Linked DNA regions of Mus musculus: region 2 is linked to region 1. Evidence: chromatin loops called from intact Hi-C (ENCODE). Cell type or tissue: left cerebral cortex. All regions are shown on one strand. Links, peaks and the distances in the headings refer to the core of each region. The heading gives the core; the rest is flanking DNA.

The links. Hi-C counts contacts between places; a loop is a spot of excess contacts. Peaks named below come from ENCODE experiments on the same cell type or tissue, not always from the same donor. Only the 100,000 strongest peaks of a DNase experiment are listed, where the experiment ranks them.
Region 2: a loop joins it to region 1, with 5 times the contacts of the local background. A loop is called at or near these places in 21 of 42 quality-filtered maps.

The regions. Positions count from the first base shown.
Region 1 is chr4:101,453,894-101,462,230 of GRCm38, reverse strand. Ak4 (adenylate kinase 4) reads right to left here. Exons shown (of 5, transcript NM_009647.5): 3 at 1,559-1,731. Among named protein-coding and RNA genes, the nearest start is that of Ak4, 38 kb to the right of the region's middle. In left cerebral cortex, for the core only: a CTCF peak has its summit at 3,704 (motif pointing right); DNase peaks (open chromatin) are centred at 2,739, 3,684 and 5,817; H3K27ac peaks cover 274 bases.
Region 2 is chr4:101,381,709-101,390,045 of GRCm38, reverse strand. The region is part of intron 3 of 0610043K17Rik (RIKEN cDNA 0610043K17 gene); the gene reads right to left. Among named protein-coding and RNA genes, the nearest start is that of E130102H24Rik, 30 kb to the right of the region's middle. In left cerebral cortex, for the core only: a CTCF peak has its summit at 4,863 (motif pointing right); DNase peaks (open chromatin) are centred at 3,946 and 4,851.

The DNA of each region.
Region 1 (8,337 bases), core at 211-8,210:
TCTGGCAAAGACAGCCTAGGGAAGAACTCTGGGGTCTCACTGAAATCCTGCTGCAGCTGGGGGCTTTGGGATTCACACTGATATTTCATAATAATAAACACCATTATCACAGGCGCTGTGTTGGTGTGAAAGGAGAGGAGAGGCAGTGCCTGACCTGAGAGCCACAGTGCTTAGCACTCACTTTGGAGTATCAGCAAACACAGCACCGTTTCCAGAAGTAGAGTGGCTCTAGGGCAGCAGCTTCACTCTGTCCTGGGAAGACACCAATGGCTGGTAGAACAGGCTATTCACTTCCACATGTAATGGTAATTATATGTTCTTTCAGGGGGAGCCAGCCTTTGGAATGTAGCATGCCAGTAAGAAGAGCTTTTTGGGTATTGTAAGAATCGATCAGCTTCTGTGAGATAGGTTTCTGCTTTCCTGACTGGATTTTCAAACTCCTTTCTTCTCTCCCTATTGGTTTTCCTATCACTGTACCTTGGGTTACACTTGAGCGGCACGCTCCTGCTCACCCAGCCACTCAGAAGGCTAGGACCAGTCTAGCCAACACAGTGAAACCAAGAACGAATGAAAGATTGAATGAACTAACAGATCAATTAAGAGAAAGAAAGAAAAAAAAAAAAAAGGGACACATCACACATGAACTGACATCATTAAGGGCATTATTGGCACAACAGCAACCAGCAGGGGTGACACCAGCTTAGGTCCCTGCAATCATTTACTGCTTCACCTATACTCAAGGTACCACGTCACCTACTCCAGTCCAAGAGCCACCAACTGGGCTCCTGCATTAGTTCAGTCAGTCATCAGACAGCCAGAGGGAGAACCTAACAAGACGCTGGTCAGAAGTAGTCTGAGCAGGCACGGGGCGCACACCCATAATCCCAGGCATTTGGGAGACCAAAGCTAGAGCACTGTGAGTCTGAGTTGGGCACCTACAGCAGGGAGTGGGGTGGAGGTCCACTTCAATGGTAGGATTCTTGAGGAATGTACACAAGGCCCAGGGATTCTGAACCCCAGTACTGAAGAGCAGAGACAACACCATGTTTGTCCTTTCTCCCAACTCTGTAATCGAAGATCCTGCAGCTATTGCCCAGGTCTTACAAAGTCTTATAGCTGAACACTAGTTTTTATTTGTTTTGGTCACTCTAATCCCTGAAACCACACACTTTTTTCACTTGCTCGGGCCATCTTCACAACAGTTGCCGAACAGAAATGTAAACTTTAGTCCTTTTTAAACTGTACACTGTCATTTGGCTTTAAAAGGGGTCTTCCCAGCATTCTGAGTCTGAGGACTAATCAGATAGAGGTCTGTCTCAATCAATCAATCAATCAATCAATGATCACCTACAGTTTAATGAAATAACAAGGAGAGCGACACTTTTCCCAGGTCACCAGCAATGCCCTGTCTTGTTAAGCTTTCTAGTCCTAGCTTTCTCCACTATGGTGGCTACTGAATGTAAACTCTTTTCCTATGCTGTTTGGCCAATGCTTTTTTATGCCCCCCACCTCCAGACACCTCATACTCCTGTCCTCTATCCAGCATGGTGTATCTTACCTGCACTTGAGGTGGGTTGAAGTCCAGGTTATAGACCCTCCCGCTAGAAGGGTGAATCCACCGTCGGCTCAGACGATCTTTAAGTGTCTCAAAAGGAATATTCAAACTGATTACTAGGTCCACATCACAGATTCCGTCCAGGGCTTCTGCCTGTACTAATGTCCTCGGGAATCCTAAGGGCCAAACAAACAAACAGAAAAATCAACTGTAAGTCTGGGAATAATGAAATCTATATAGTCCAAAAGGATTTAATAGGGACTCTGTAACTACCTCTGTATACTCTTTTATAGCCCAGCTTCTATGCTTGGTCTAAGGAGTCACATGATCAAAACAGACTGCACTGAACTGAAAAACCACTAACCCAGCCTGTTAACCACTCCCCTTGTGTTGTTGGGCAAGCTGTATTGTCCCTATTTTCTCTTCTGCTCAAGAGAGAGTACAGACTCCTTTCTGGGTCCCTATAGCTCTTATAGCCTGTTATTTATTCTCCAGTTACCACAAGTAAATATAGGCCTTGAAATCCTGAATCAATAGACACCTTTACCTACACTTTATGTAACATGTAACCTAAGAAATCCATATGGTACACTTGAAATATGTCAGGAGCAAACACTCATGCTTCCATTATTTGGGAGGCTACATCAGGAGAGTTGTGAATTCCAGGCCATCTTGGGAAATAAGTGAGACCCTGTCTCAAAAAGAAAAAGAAAGGGAAGAAAAGAAAAAGGAAGGTTAGCCTAAAAGATTTAAGCCTGAGTGAATGTTGTATCATACACCATTAATCCCAGCACTGGAAGGAGGAGGTTTGTTTGTTAGCCTGGTCTATATAGCAAGTTCCAGGCCAGTCAGGGCTACAAGTTAAGCCTGATTTCAAAAGTAGCTAGTCCTTCAGAAACTATCTGGTTGCTGCAAAATTTACAGGTCTGTCCAGTTTTCTAAATGTGGAAAAATGACAAGATATAGATCTGAGCTCATATGCACTGCCACTTTCTTCTTCAATAATAAGGTATAAGGAGGAGACTCAGTCACAGAAGCTGAAGTGGGACAGGGAGCCTTGGCTTGCCAAGCTCACACCCACTCATTATAGAAACCATGGTTAGAAGCGACAGGCCTTGAACAGTGTTGTCAGGGTAGGTGCAGCATCCTAAAGCCCTGAACATAGTCTGAGCCTCTGAAGATATCTGAGCTGTTTTCGTAGGTCCTGAAGAACAGGCTGCCACTTTGATCATGAGGCTTTGAAAAGTTGGCAGTGCCGTTTAACGACTTTCAAGATTTTAAAAAATATGCTTCTTAGCCTCAGCTTTAGGCCCAGCTGAAGTCTTAAGGCCTGGATCCCAAGAGTGGTGGGTGGTGTACTCCTCAGGCTGGGTTGAGCACAAGTCATTCCGATGTAATTCTAGCACTGTAGGCTGCCAAGCACACTGCCAGGGAAAGTATGGTGAGCCGGCCCTTTAGCCACTGCTGGCACACATATTTTTGAAATGAACACACTGGCAGGAGTACTGTATAAAGGCCTATCAATCAAGAACATCTATATGAATGAGCTATCATACAGACTGAAGGGAGATGTTAAAGAAACGTAGGCATTTTGCTTTTCTGACCTATACAGCTAGTCTCCATTATCTGTTGATCCAAGTTCCCTTTTAGAGGTTTATCCTTGAAATTGAGTGGGATTCAAGTTCTTGGAACAATGATTGAACCGTTAGGATATCTGCTCATGAAAAGAATTCCTCATATAAATTCCAGGTTAAAACATGATCTATGAAAATCTTTGAATAAACAAACCCACGTCTAAGTCAAAGGAGTCATTTCTGGGGACATGGAGAGAGGCTCAGCAAGAGGGGGGATAGAAGACTCTGGATTCCAACCTCAGCCCTTGCATGTGCGCATGTGCATACACATAAGGGAGGGGGAGACAGCAGGAAGGAGAAAGATGGAGAGAGAGAGACAGAAAATATGAATCTGACTGTAGAGGCTACTACTCATCACAACGGTGACCCAAGACAGACTGCCAACCCAGAGTGGTACTTATCCCACTAAACTAGGTTGCTGACAGCCCCTGAGACCTGGGTAAGTGCCCAGAACACAGGGAGATGCCGCCTGGGTAGGGATGCTGAAAGTGGGTTGGATGCACATGCACATTTGGTCAACAGGTGGCAGCATTTACAACTTCTCCACTAATAAGAGATTTTTACAACTGGAAGTTGACCCTGTAATCAACATTTGGGAGGAGCTGAGACAGGAGGACTGCTGTGAATTTTAGGCTAGTGTGACTACAGAATAAAGGCCAGTTTCAGAGATAGTATCAGGGAGAGGGAGAGAGAATTATTGGTAAATGAGTATCCTGAAGAACAGGGTGGCAGTATGCTAGTTACCTACTGTATGGTTAAATATCCCAGCAGAGTGAAGACCAAACTCAATACCCACCAGTCTTAGTCAGGGTTTCTATTCCTGCACAAACATCATGACCAAGAAGCAAGTTGGGGAGGAAAGGGTTTATTCAGCTTACACTTCCATACCACTGTGCATCACTGAAGGAAGTCAGGACTAGAACTCAAGCAGGTCAGGAAGCAGGAGCTGATGCAGAGGCCATGGAGGGATGGGACTTACTGGCTTGCTTCCCCTGGCTTGCTCAGCCTGCTTTCTTATAGAACCCAAGACTACCTGCCCAGGGATGGCACCACCCACAAGGGGCCCTTCTACCCTTGATCACTAATTGAGAAAATGCCTTACAGCTGGATCTCATGGAGGCATTTGGCCAACTGAAGCTCCTTTCTCCTGATAATTCCAGCCTTACAGGAATTGTCTACCTTATCCTTCCACACCCATCACCACATGGCCATTAATCCAATCTAGAAAGCATGCTGTCGCCTAGTTCATTCAGCCTCGAGGTGGAAAGCCGAAACCTTTCTGAATCCACCACACTGCGCCACTAACCGCAGCATCAGCAGGTCTGCCGCAGATCCTCAAGGATTTCTGATGTACAGTGAGAAGTGGCTTCATCTGGTCCTCTGAACCACCACACGAGTCTGAGGAGAGCGACTCGAGGGGAGGCCTCAGCAAAGCTGTGCTCGGAGCAGGGCAATGGAAGCAGGGTGCATCTGGCTTTCTAATTTGGAGAGCATTCACCGGGAGGTGCAGAGTCAGAGTCAGCTGCCCCACGCTCACGAAGAACAGGCCCTCTGCTTAGCTAAGTGAATGTAACCTTGCAGCTCTGTAAGGCAACAGCCTCACATGTCTGCCCCAGTTGGCACCTTGTGAGAAGCCACTTCCTGCCTATGGTCACTTCTGACCATTCCGACTGTGGGTGTCCAGTTAAAAGATAAGATGCGGCTCCTGGTCATGAGCCACAGGGAGTAGCTATGGCTGGAGGCAGGTGGCATTCACCCAGGCATCCCCAGTGAGGGAGTGTGTACCAGCCCAGAGTCCTTAGTAGCAAAGGAAAAGGAATTGTAACGAGCATGCATCTCATAGGCCCTGCTCTCTGCCCGTATGCGACTGTTCCTTGTTTCCCCGTACATGGTTCTAACCTCTGAATCCATCTCATTCCACCTTCACTAAGACAATGAAGAGAGTAAGTGGCATCTTGGTAAGAGCTGTGGCCTCTATGTCCCCTTCTGTACCAGGTGCTCTAGAGCTCCTCACCCCTTGGACACTCACTGCAGTGTCCTGGGTTCTCTAGACAGTGGTTCTCAACCCTTGGGTCACAACCCCTTCGGCAGCTGCATAGCAGATATTTATAGTACGATTCATAACAGTAGCAAAATAACAGGAAGAAAGTATCAACAAAATAATTTTATGGCTGGGGTCACCACAGCACGAGGAATTGTGTTAAAGTGTCACAGCATTAGGAAGGTTGAGACCCACTGCTCTAGAACATGATGTAAATGAAATACGAGAGATGTGTAACAAGGGGCCCCGCCCGTAAGAGCTTATGAGTTAGTGATGATGAACTGACAGACATGATCCAGGCTTTCAAAATTCAAAAATTGTGAGCTAGACAGGGTAGCACAAACCTGTTCCCAGCACATAGGAGGGTCCTGGTTCACTTTTTAAAGCAACTTAGTGCAAAAGTAACTTTAACAACTTAGGGTGGAAAGCGTTATTTGGCTGACATGTTCCCGTAAGAGTCCATTCCTGAGAGAAGTCAGACAAGATCTCAAGCAGATACACAGGCAAGAACCATGGAGTGCTGCTTACTGGCTTGCTCCCAGGCCCACACTCAGCTGTCTTTCTTACACTTCCCAGGACTACTTGCCCAAGAATGGGACCGCCCACAGCGGGCCGGGCCCTCCCCCACATCGATCAACAACCAAGAGGATGCCCACACAGACACCCCCACTGGCCATCACTCAGTTGAGATCCCCTCCTCTCAGGAATGTCTAGGTTTGTGCTGATAACAAGCACACAGACGCAGGAGGCTCAGGGTTCTATGTCGTGAAGCCGGCCTGGTTATGAGACCCTGTTTCAAAATACCAAAAGTCTAAGTCTGACTCTTCAAAGTGACCTTAGCGAATAAAGGGAAACTCTTGGGAGAACGTCTACACCGAGCTCTCCTGAGGTCTTCCAGGAAGGGCTCTTCCAATCTACTCCTTGGTCTTCTACTTATTTGCGTGAGATATTCTGTATATGTCTTGCTGGTGTGCACTTATGTGCATCGCACACATGGCTAATGCCTGCAGAGGCTGTACGAGGTCTAGGATACCCTGGTGTCATAGATGGTTGGGAGCTGTCTTGAGAGTGTGGGATCCTCAGTTCTCAAGAACTGAGCCATCATCTATCTGGCCCCACTGCTTCTTAAGGCACAGCATTCCCATACTGTACCTCCTCCCCTGTGAGGGAAGAGGCCCCTTGTGTGGAAGCAGGAGCTACCACCTGCGAAGCCGTATGTAAGAATTCTCTTTGTTCTCTGTGCATAGACAAATTGGGGGGAAACTGGGACCACTGTATCTCAACACAAAGGGACCCAAAGGATTTCACCACAGGTCCATTCAGGTCTGCACTAAGGAAAATAGCTGGACAAGCACCCTGTGAGGGCTCAGCCACTGGTTAAAGGTGAGGTCTTTCTGAAATGGACAATGTTTATTCAGAAGCCATGTGGAGTACTATGGTAAACCCTGACAATCCAGCTATGAACACAGTGTCTGCCTACTGGAGAGAAGGGAGCAAGGGCACTGAGAAATCAAGTATGCAACAAACACGGTGTCATGTAATTCTGACATAAGAATGAACCAGACATGATGCTCGTCCTAGAACCCCAGGAGGTACAAGATCAGGAGTTTAAAGCCATCCTTGGCTACATTAGGGAATCAAAAGCCAGTCTGGGCTACATGAGGCTGTCTCAAAAAACTCCAAGAGAAAAGAATGCCACAGCACAAGTGATATTGATATTAATAACAGTAACATATGCCTAGGATTTGGCCATGTCTACTAGTAGCCTTGTTAGGAAGTGCATGACAGGACACAGGAAATGCAGAGACCTTCTGAATGTCTAGAACAAGCCTGATTTTTAAATGTTAAGCACACAGACCCGTATCAGCTACTGGGAAGGCTGGGAAGGCAGGGCAGTGGAGGCTGGCCTAGGCAACTAGACGAGTGCCCGGGATAGAGCGTGCGGATGAGCACTTCCCCCGCATCACGTGGACTGACTGGGATGGAGATGTCTGTAATCCCAGCGCTCAAGAGGTAGAAGCAGGATTAGCCAGTCTCTACTGTCTAGGGAATTGGAAGCCATCCTAGGATACAGGAGGGCCTATCTCAAGGGGGTTAGGTGGATCCAAGCCAGGTATCAAAATGTGATTTTATGTCCCCATTGGCTGTAACTCACCAATTACTGCTATTTAGAAAACCATTAGCCGGTTTCAATGGAACTAGACACCATGTGAAGCTCTGGGCTTTCCCTTAGCACACTACTTAAATGGAAATAAGATGATTTCTCAAGAATATCAAGATATTTAATGACCTTGTTAGAAAGTAGAATCTTGGGGACCAAAGAGACGGTTCCACAGTTGAGAGCACTTGTTCTTCCTAGGATCAGAGTTCAGTTCCTAGTGCCCACGTTAGATGGCACATCACTGACTTCCTCGGGTACATGCTCATAGGTGGCAGACACTTAAACATATACATAAATTTAAGAAATAAATTTAAAAACTTAAAAGGTAGAATCAAACAGGTCTTGGCTTGATCATACCTTTAGTATCAGCACTCAGAAAGCAGGGGCAAGCAGATCTAAGTTTGAGGCCAGCCTGGTCTACAGACTCAGTTCCAGGCCAGCCAGGGCTGCCCAGAGAAACCCTCTCTTGAAAAAAATAACATACACACCCCCCAAAAATGTGATTGATTTTAATAACCAAACTGAAAGATTTACCCATCTGGGGATAGTATCATGGCTACCTGGCTATAAAAATAACCATGAGGGTGGGCAACCAAGCCCAATAGCATTATCTGGTCACCATGATTTGCATGAGAAAGGTTCCCCAAAGATTCAAGTGTTTGAACACTTGGTCCCAAACTGGCAGTTTTTTGGGGGAGGTTATAGAACTTTAGGAGGCAGAGCCTTGTGGCAGTTAGCCTGTTCCCAGGGACAGCCTTTGAGACTTACCCTCCTCTCCCTCCCTCACCTACATGCAGATGAAATGTGATCAGCTGGCCTCCAGCTTCCCCGCCATGACATGCCTTCCTCACCATGATGAGCTCGGTCAATTTGGAACTGAAAGCTAAAATAAACCCCTTCTTCCTTAACTTGCTCTTGATCATGGCATTTTATCACGGCAACAGAA
Region 2 (8,337 bases), core at 185-8,184, 72 kb after region 1:
ACACACACATATATATATATATATGGTGTGTGTGTATGTGTGTGCAGGTGTCTGCAGAAGCTAGAGATGTTGGATCCTCCTAGGCTTGAGGTATATGTGGCTGTGTATTGCTTGATGTGGCTACCAGAAACAGAACTTAGGACCTTTGCAAGAGTAATACAAGTTCTTAGCCACTGACCCATCTCTCCAACTACCTAACTCCCTCATTTTATCTTTATGCTTTTAGTTGTTGTTCTTGTTCTTGTTTTATTTGATTGGTTGGTTGGTTGGTTTTGAGACAGGTCTCATTATGTAGCTCTGGCTGCCATGACATAGCCTTGGCTGATCCGGAAATCACTGTGTAGAACAGGACTGGCCCCCAACTCACAGAGATCTGCCCCCCTTTGCCTTTCTTTCAGTTCCGAGATTAAAGGTAGGTACCATCATCCCTGTGCATATTTATGTTCCTTAAAATGGCACTCCTTGGGGATTATATAGATGGTCTCTATTGAACCTTAAATAGACAAATAACATGGACTCAACATTCACTGGTAGCTGAAGAAGAAGCTACTCTTCAGAGCCTGATAGAGCAGGCACATGGGAGACAGGGGCAGGGATTTCAAGTTCCCTATCAGCCTAACCTATTTAGAGAGACTTTGTCTCAAAAGACTAAAAACTACAACAGTGCTAAGCTCTCCAGTCGAGTCAGCTGGACAAGCTGAAAGGCTTAAAAGTCACTCATGAGGCAAAAGAGTTTCAAGGAAGCTCTCCTCCTGGAGTCTAGCGTTTTCTACCCATACATTAATTTTTCATTCCTGCATTCCATTACCGTGTTAGTCTAGTGTATGGATCTACGTGCTCTCTTTCAGTATTTTCTTATTGTAAGTGCTTTTTAAAATTGAATTCTGACATGGCTAAAGCCTTCTGCCAGTGTTCTAACAGTCCTAGAACATCCTTGACCAAGATCAAGGGCTTGGAATTCAGTAAGATTGTAAAAGCTAAGTCACTCCCTTACACAGGAATTTACCATCACTAAGGAAGAAGGAAGTTTCAGACCAAAGGAGAAACCAGAATAGATACTTAGAACTATAGCAGAGTTACACCCATACGAACGTATTTACAATGGCCTAAGGGGAAGGTGGACTATACAAGAGACTAAAATAGGAACTATGGCAAGGTCGAGAAGCCCTTGACCCTGGCTTCTAAGATTAGTGAATCTTAGGTGGAGCCCTTGTTGATCCCAGCTGTTATCAATGTATTCTATCCCAGGTGGTTCCGGTTAGACCTTTTGTGTTTACAGTCCTCTGTTTTAGGTAAGATTCCGGTTACCTCAATTGTACCTTGTGAATATGTCACCCAACTTCCTTATTGTCCTCTGCATAAAAAGTCTGATGCTCAATTCGAAAATTACACTCAGATTCCACACGACCTCTCCTGTGTGTGTCTGTTTGTTGTTCATCCACGCTTTTGCCCACCCGCGTCGAGAGACCCGTTCCACACAGACACAGGGACCCAGAGGGTCTGCGGCACAACAGAAAATGAGAGGGTACTGGGGAGAGGCTTGTCATGAAAAATACAAGGATCAGTGTTCTGTCTCCAGTGCTCATATAGAAAGCTGGATGTAATAGCTCATTTGTAATCCCAGAGCTGAGAGGTAGGGGCAGGCTACCTAAACTAACCAATCAGAAAGCCCCCAGGTCCCAGAGAGGGAAGCAGGCTTGATAGATAAACAAACAAACAAACAAACAAATGAATGAATGATAATGTGTTTGGCTCCTAAGGACCCACGCCTGAACTTGACCTCTGGCCTCTGCACATGTGCACACATGCACACCCCAACACACATACACAAAACAAAAACAGCTGTGTATGTCTCCAGGTCTTCTCTCTCTCTCTCTCTCTCTCTCTCTCTCTCTCTCTCTCTCTCTCTCTCTCTCTCTCCATCCCTGGTGCCCGAGGAGTTCAGAAGAGTGTTGGGTCTCTTGGAACTGGAGTTCCAGATGATTGGAAGGTGCTGTGGAGGTTACTGAATGTGGGTCCTATGCAATGCAGGACAATTAGTAATCTTAATCAGTGAACCAACTCTCCAGTCCCAGTTGTCATTTTTTTTATGGCATCAGAAAAATGTAAATGAAGCCCTTTCTTCTCTCTGAATACTCCTGTGCTAACTGAATAAAAAGTCATACAAAAACGTTGCTTGGTGGTAATGGTACACACCTCTAATCCCAGCACTCACTTAGGAGGCAGAAGCAGACTGATCCCTCTGAGTTCAAGGCCATCCTGGTCTACAGAGTGAGTTCCAGGACAGCCAAGGCTGTATACAGAGAGAAATCCTGCCTCAAAAAACCTAAATAAATAAACAAATAAGCTTCCTGTCTCCCCTTCCCCCCTTTACTTTTTACTGCAGAATTCTCTTTATGGACATACGATGCTTTAGATCAGCGCTTTTCAACCTGTGGGTCACGACCCTTTGCAGGGAGTGTCAACTTTTTCACAGGGGTTGCCTATAACCACAAAAACCACAGATATTTACATTTTGGGTTTTTTTTTCTTTTTAGATTTATTTTATGTATGTGAGTACACTGTCACCGTTCTCAGACACAGCAGAAGAGGGCATCGGATCCCATTATAGATGGTTGTGAGCCGTCATGTGGTTGCTGGGAATTGAACTCAGGATCTCTGGAAGAGCAGTCAGTGCTCTTAACCGCAGAGTCATCTCTCCAGCCCTGATATTTACATTTTGATTCATAACAGTAGCAGGATTATAGTTATAAAAATAATTTTATGGTTGAGGGTTACCACAACATGAGGATCTATATTAAAGGGTTGGAACATTAGGAAAGTTAAGAACCACTGGTCTAGACAGAGCTGGCCTCTCTAATGTAGCCATAAGTCTTCTGGAGTATGATATTCTGGCATGGGCTATTTTCTGAATTTCTGATCCTGGTTCTTGGATCTGCCTGAGGACCAAGTGAAATACAATAGGCAGACCTAGGTCTAGGTATAGCTGAAGAGGCAGGGAGACAAATGTAGATGTTCAAGGAGCATGAGCTTCCTTCCCAGACTTTATCCATATGGCCTTCTGGAGTGCATCCATCCACCCACCCATCCACCCATCTACCCATCCATGCATCCATCCACCCATCCATGCATCCATCCACCCATCCATGCATCCATCCACCCATCCGTGCATCCATCCACCCACCCATCCACCCATCTACCCATCCATGCATCCATCCACCCATCCATGCATCCATCCACCCATCCATGCATCCATCCACCCATCCATGCATCCATCCACCCATCCATGCATCCATCCACCCATCCATGCATCCATCCACCCATCCATGCATCCATCCACCCATCCGTGCATCCATCCACCCACCCATCCACCCATCTACCCATCCATGCATCCATCCACCCATCCATGCATCCATCCACCCATCCATGCATCCATCCACCCATCCATGCATCCATCCACCCACCCATACATCCATCCACCCACCCATCCACCCATCTACCCATCCATGCATCCATCCACCCATCCACCCATCCATGCATGCATCCATCCACCCATCCATGCATCCATCCACCCATCCACCCATCCATCCACCCACATGCATGTATCCATTCCACTGATCTTCTCATTCAACTAACCGATCCATTTATGCATTTATCCATCCATCCATCTATCCTTCTCATCCTTCTGATCTGCCCATTCAACTAATCTATCCATCATCCACCCTTCTATCCATTTCTCTATCTACTCATTTTTCTATCATTCTACCCAACAATCCTTGAATTTGTCAATACTCAGTGAGCACACACCATGGCAATACACCTTCCTCACTGATGGAGAGAAAAAGCCCTCCTTGTACACCCTTCCCCACCCACAGTACCCAGCTTTATTAAAGAACTGACTAGGTTTAGAGAATTACATCATGTAGCTAAGGGCTATTTCTTGAGTAGTCAGAAATAGTTCATGTTGCCAGGAGCATGCAGGAAGACTATCCCATTCAGCCAGTGAAGTAAGGAAGGCTAACCAGACACAGTGTCCATGCTTATGCTACTCCTTCAAGTCTGTTTATACATCCTTCTACCAGGAAGCCTGGTGTCCCAATATTAGGATTCCTATGCTGTGTTCTATCCCACAGAAGTGAGCATTCAAAAGAGCTAGGAAAACATTCCTGCCAGGCGCAGTATGTGCAAAAGTCTCAAGGGAAAAACAAACAAACAAAAAAACATCCTGAATCCAGGCATGGTGACAGACACCCATAATCTTAGTACTTGGGAGGTAAAGGCAGGAGGATCAGGAATCTTAGGTTATAGTGAATTCTAGGCCAGTTTGGGATACATGAGACTGTTAAAAGAGAGAGAGAGAGAGACAGAGACAGAGACAGAGACAGAGAGACAGAGGGATAGTCGGAGACAGACAGAGACAGACCAAGAGACAGAGAGAGATGGAGACAGAGAGAGATAGAGAGACAGAGAAACCTAATTAGAGGCAGGAGAGATGGGTTAGCAGTTAAGAGCACTGGGTCCTCTAAGGACAAGGGCTTGATTCTCAGCACCCACATGGCAGTTAGCATTCTGTAAGTCCCAGAAAACCAGATGCCCTCTACTAGTCTTCATGAGCACTGCACGTGTGTGGTATATAGACATGTATGCAGGCAAGGTAACCATGCCTATAAAATACTTTTAACTAAAATTTTTTAAATTAATAACAACTAAAGCTTGGGGGCTAAGGAGGTGGCGTGCACCACCAGACCAGGGCTACTTTTTTATTGTTTACTCAGCCATGCAGTTTCTCTGACTCTTGCTCTGACATAAAGTCTCTCTAAAAGATGTGTCCTCAGCAAGGGCAATATCGCCCCCAAGGGGGCAGAAACTAGCTCTTGGAAGTTGAACAGAAACCATTTATAAATTATTTTTATGAAAACAGAGGTTAAACAGCTCCATCCCATACAACTGAGATTCAGTAGATCTGCTGGCAACTAGAGCTTGATTCTGCTGGGGAGCTCTGGAAACATTGCAGCTATCCCACAGAAGAGGGAAGAGCTGGGGGACTTAGCCACCAACACCCATCAGAGGATAGTAGAAAGCCACTCTCCAGGGGACACTCACTCCAGCCTGCAGCACTAAAAGCACTGTGGCCTCTAGTATCCAGAGAGTGCCCCGAGGCCAAAAGACCAAGATGAGCAGCCCACACCACCACAGGGAGAAAGGTGAGCAGCAAAGTAGGAAGAGCACTCAGGCCTTTCCCTTCCCACCTTTCCCACGAGGCCCAGCCAGAGCCAGCACTGCCCCAGTGTCTTATGTAGCTGTGGCTCACAGCTGAGGCTAGTAAGAAGCCCTCAGCTCACCATCACCCCTGAAGCAGGAACCAAAGGCCAGGAACCGACTTCCTGCAAGGCTATAGCCAAGCCACTTGTGCCCTGATGCTCACGTGCCATAACTATGACATGGTCCAATCAAGATAAGAGATGACAAAGTGTATGACAAAGAGATGACTATAGAGTGCTGTGAAATAGAAGATAGCATCCTTGTGCTGTCTATATTCCCTGAGCTCCTAACATGCTTTCGTCGGGCCACACAGTTGAACTTGGATGCTGTCCCATCTTTAGCCTTGTGTGTTCCTGTTGTCACCATGCCTATGCAATCCTTTGCCCTGACTCTGCTGGGTCTCTTGCAGCTACAAACTAGTCCTCCTCAGGACTCTGCTCCAGGTGTTCTCAGATATTCTCTCTTGATCTCTCCCAGGTGCAGTCAATAGAGCATCCTACCCCCGTGCACCCACAATGCCCCAGAGTTTGGTGCTAGTTGCTTTTTCTCCCCTTGGTTTAAAAAATAATTGTGTGTGTGTGTCTATGGGTCTGTGTGTCTCTATCCATCTCTGTCTTGTCTCTGTCTACGTCTCTGTCTCTGTGTGTGTGTGTCTATGGATATGTGTGTCTCTGTCCATCTCTGTCTTGTCTCTGTCTCCGTCTCTGTCTCTCTGTCTCTGTCTGTCTGTCTGTCTCTCTCTCTTTCTGTGTGTGTGTGTGTGTGTGTGTGTGTGTGTGTGTGTGTGTGTGTAGAGGACAGAGGGAAATATTTTCAGGAGTCAGTTCTGATCTTACTTCTTACTGAAGCACAGCTTCTCTTGGTTTTTGCTGCATGGCATTTTGCAGGAGACCTGGCTTGCCAACTTCTGGTGAATTCTTCTGTCTCTGCTGTCCATCCTTTAGTAGGAGTGCTGGTTACAAATTACTGCCTCAGCATCTGGCCCCTTATATATATGGGTTCTGGAGATCCAATTCAAGTAACTAGACATGCATGACAGGGGAGATGGTTCAGTAGGGACCTGGTTTTTGTGTTCATATGCACAGCAAGCTCATAGCACTCAATGAAAACTTGGGTGGATGATGCATATAATGAGTAAGAAGGTGTACCCTCAAAGTACAAGCCCCTGGAGAACAGACAATGAGAGGATGCTAGGCTTGGAGGGGGCCACATTATCCTTCTCATTACCTTTGAAGAACCTTGTAGCAGTGGTAGTAAAAGATGTTTCTTGAGTATAACCTAATTTCGAGCATTTATTCACAATACTAGTAATACATGACTCAAAGTTTGAGGCCGATTCTAAACCATTGATATCTACAATTTCACTGCTTACCAATGTCCAAATGCTGGTGGGGAAGTCACTGCCATGTACTTGGCCTCCCCTCCGACTAAAGCTGCATCTCGGCTGGCTGAGTGGCTCTGCCCTGGCCACCCAGTAACCACTGGTAGACCTAGAGTTTTCACTCTCGGCCTGGATTAACCAAGTATGTCCATGCAGCCTTGGCGTTCCGTGGATGGCCCACTAATCACAGAGTGGGCCTTAGAACTCCTGGAATGTAGACCTTAAGACTCCAGGTTTATGATAGTTCCTTAGCAACAGTCTTTTTCCCCCAATCTATCAAATAGGAATATTAATATTTCACAAGGTTATTCTGCATATACAATAGAGCTAAGCATTCTCTCATTAGAGAATGAACCTGTCTCCTGGGCATAAGAAGGCTAGACATCTTTTTGTCTTCATTGCATGGATCATCAAGTTATGACCTAGAGAAGGTAAACGAGCCCCTAATCAATATCCAATTACTGATCTGAAAAACACATTTGTGTGTATATGTGTATGTGTATGTGTGTGTGCACAGCATGCATATGGAGACAGGACACATGCATATGCACACAGGACAACTTGCAAGAATCAGGTCTCTCCTTCCACCATGGATATGGAACTCAGGTCATCATCAGGCTTGGTGGCAAGTCACTCTACCTACCCACTGGGCAACCCTGACTGCCCCATACCCACAGTTTAAACTTTTATGTCTTCATTTTAAGTTGAAGGTTGTTTCTTTTGCCCAAATAATGAGTTTATAAAAATCTTTCCCTAACTCACTAAGAAAGTTGTTCTTCCTAGACAATAGAAGGATTCCTCAGATGATAACACACCTTGTGAAAAGCCGCAGATACAGTCAGGCACAGCAGTAAACACCTGCACAGGTAGGCAGAGGCATGAGGAGTGCCACGAGTTTGAGGCCAGCCTGGACTACATAGTGTTTCCGGCCTGCCTAGGCTACAATGTGAAAACCAAAGTTAGGAAGCAGGGTGGTAGAGAAATTGTAATATTTTTATATTACAATTATATTATACTACAATTATATATTATACTATATATAATAATAAATATATAAAGTATCAGTCACACACACACACACACACACACACACACACCTATATAGTTTCTTGCAGTTCTGGAACTCACTATGTAGACCAGGCTGGCCACTGACTCACAGAGATGAGCCCGCCTCTACCTACCAAGTATTGGGATTAAAGGTTTGTGCCACCACAATATGGCTAATATATATTTTCAGAATTTTAAAATACATTTCTTCAACTGCTAGGTCACCAAACTGGGGTTAGGGTTTCAGTATGTATTGGAGGAAGAAGAGATAAGCCAGCCTATAACCGTTTGTATCCATTAAATGTTAAATTTTGTGATTTTTATTTCCTCTGTGTGGAGGGAGCACAGGCAAGTATGTGCCACAACCTGTATGGCAGCTCAGTGGGCAGGCATCAACTCTGTTCCCACCAGGTTGAGGCAGGGCCTCTCTTGGTTCTGCTGCTGCACTGCATCTTCTAGGCTGGCTGGCCACAGAGGGCCTCTAACCCATCCTCTGGGTCTGACTCCCATCTGACTGTAGGAGTGCTGTGATCATAGATGAGAGCCACAACATTCACGGTCTGTATGTGTTTGTTTAAGGCAGGTCACTAGCACTGTCACTATAGAGCCCAGGCTGGCCTCAAATGCACAGAGACCCACCTGCTTCT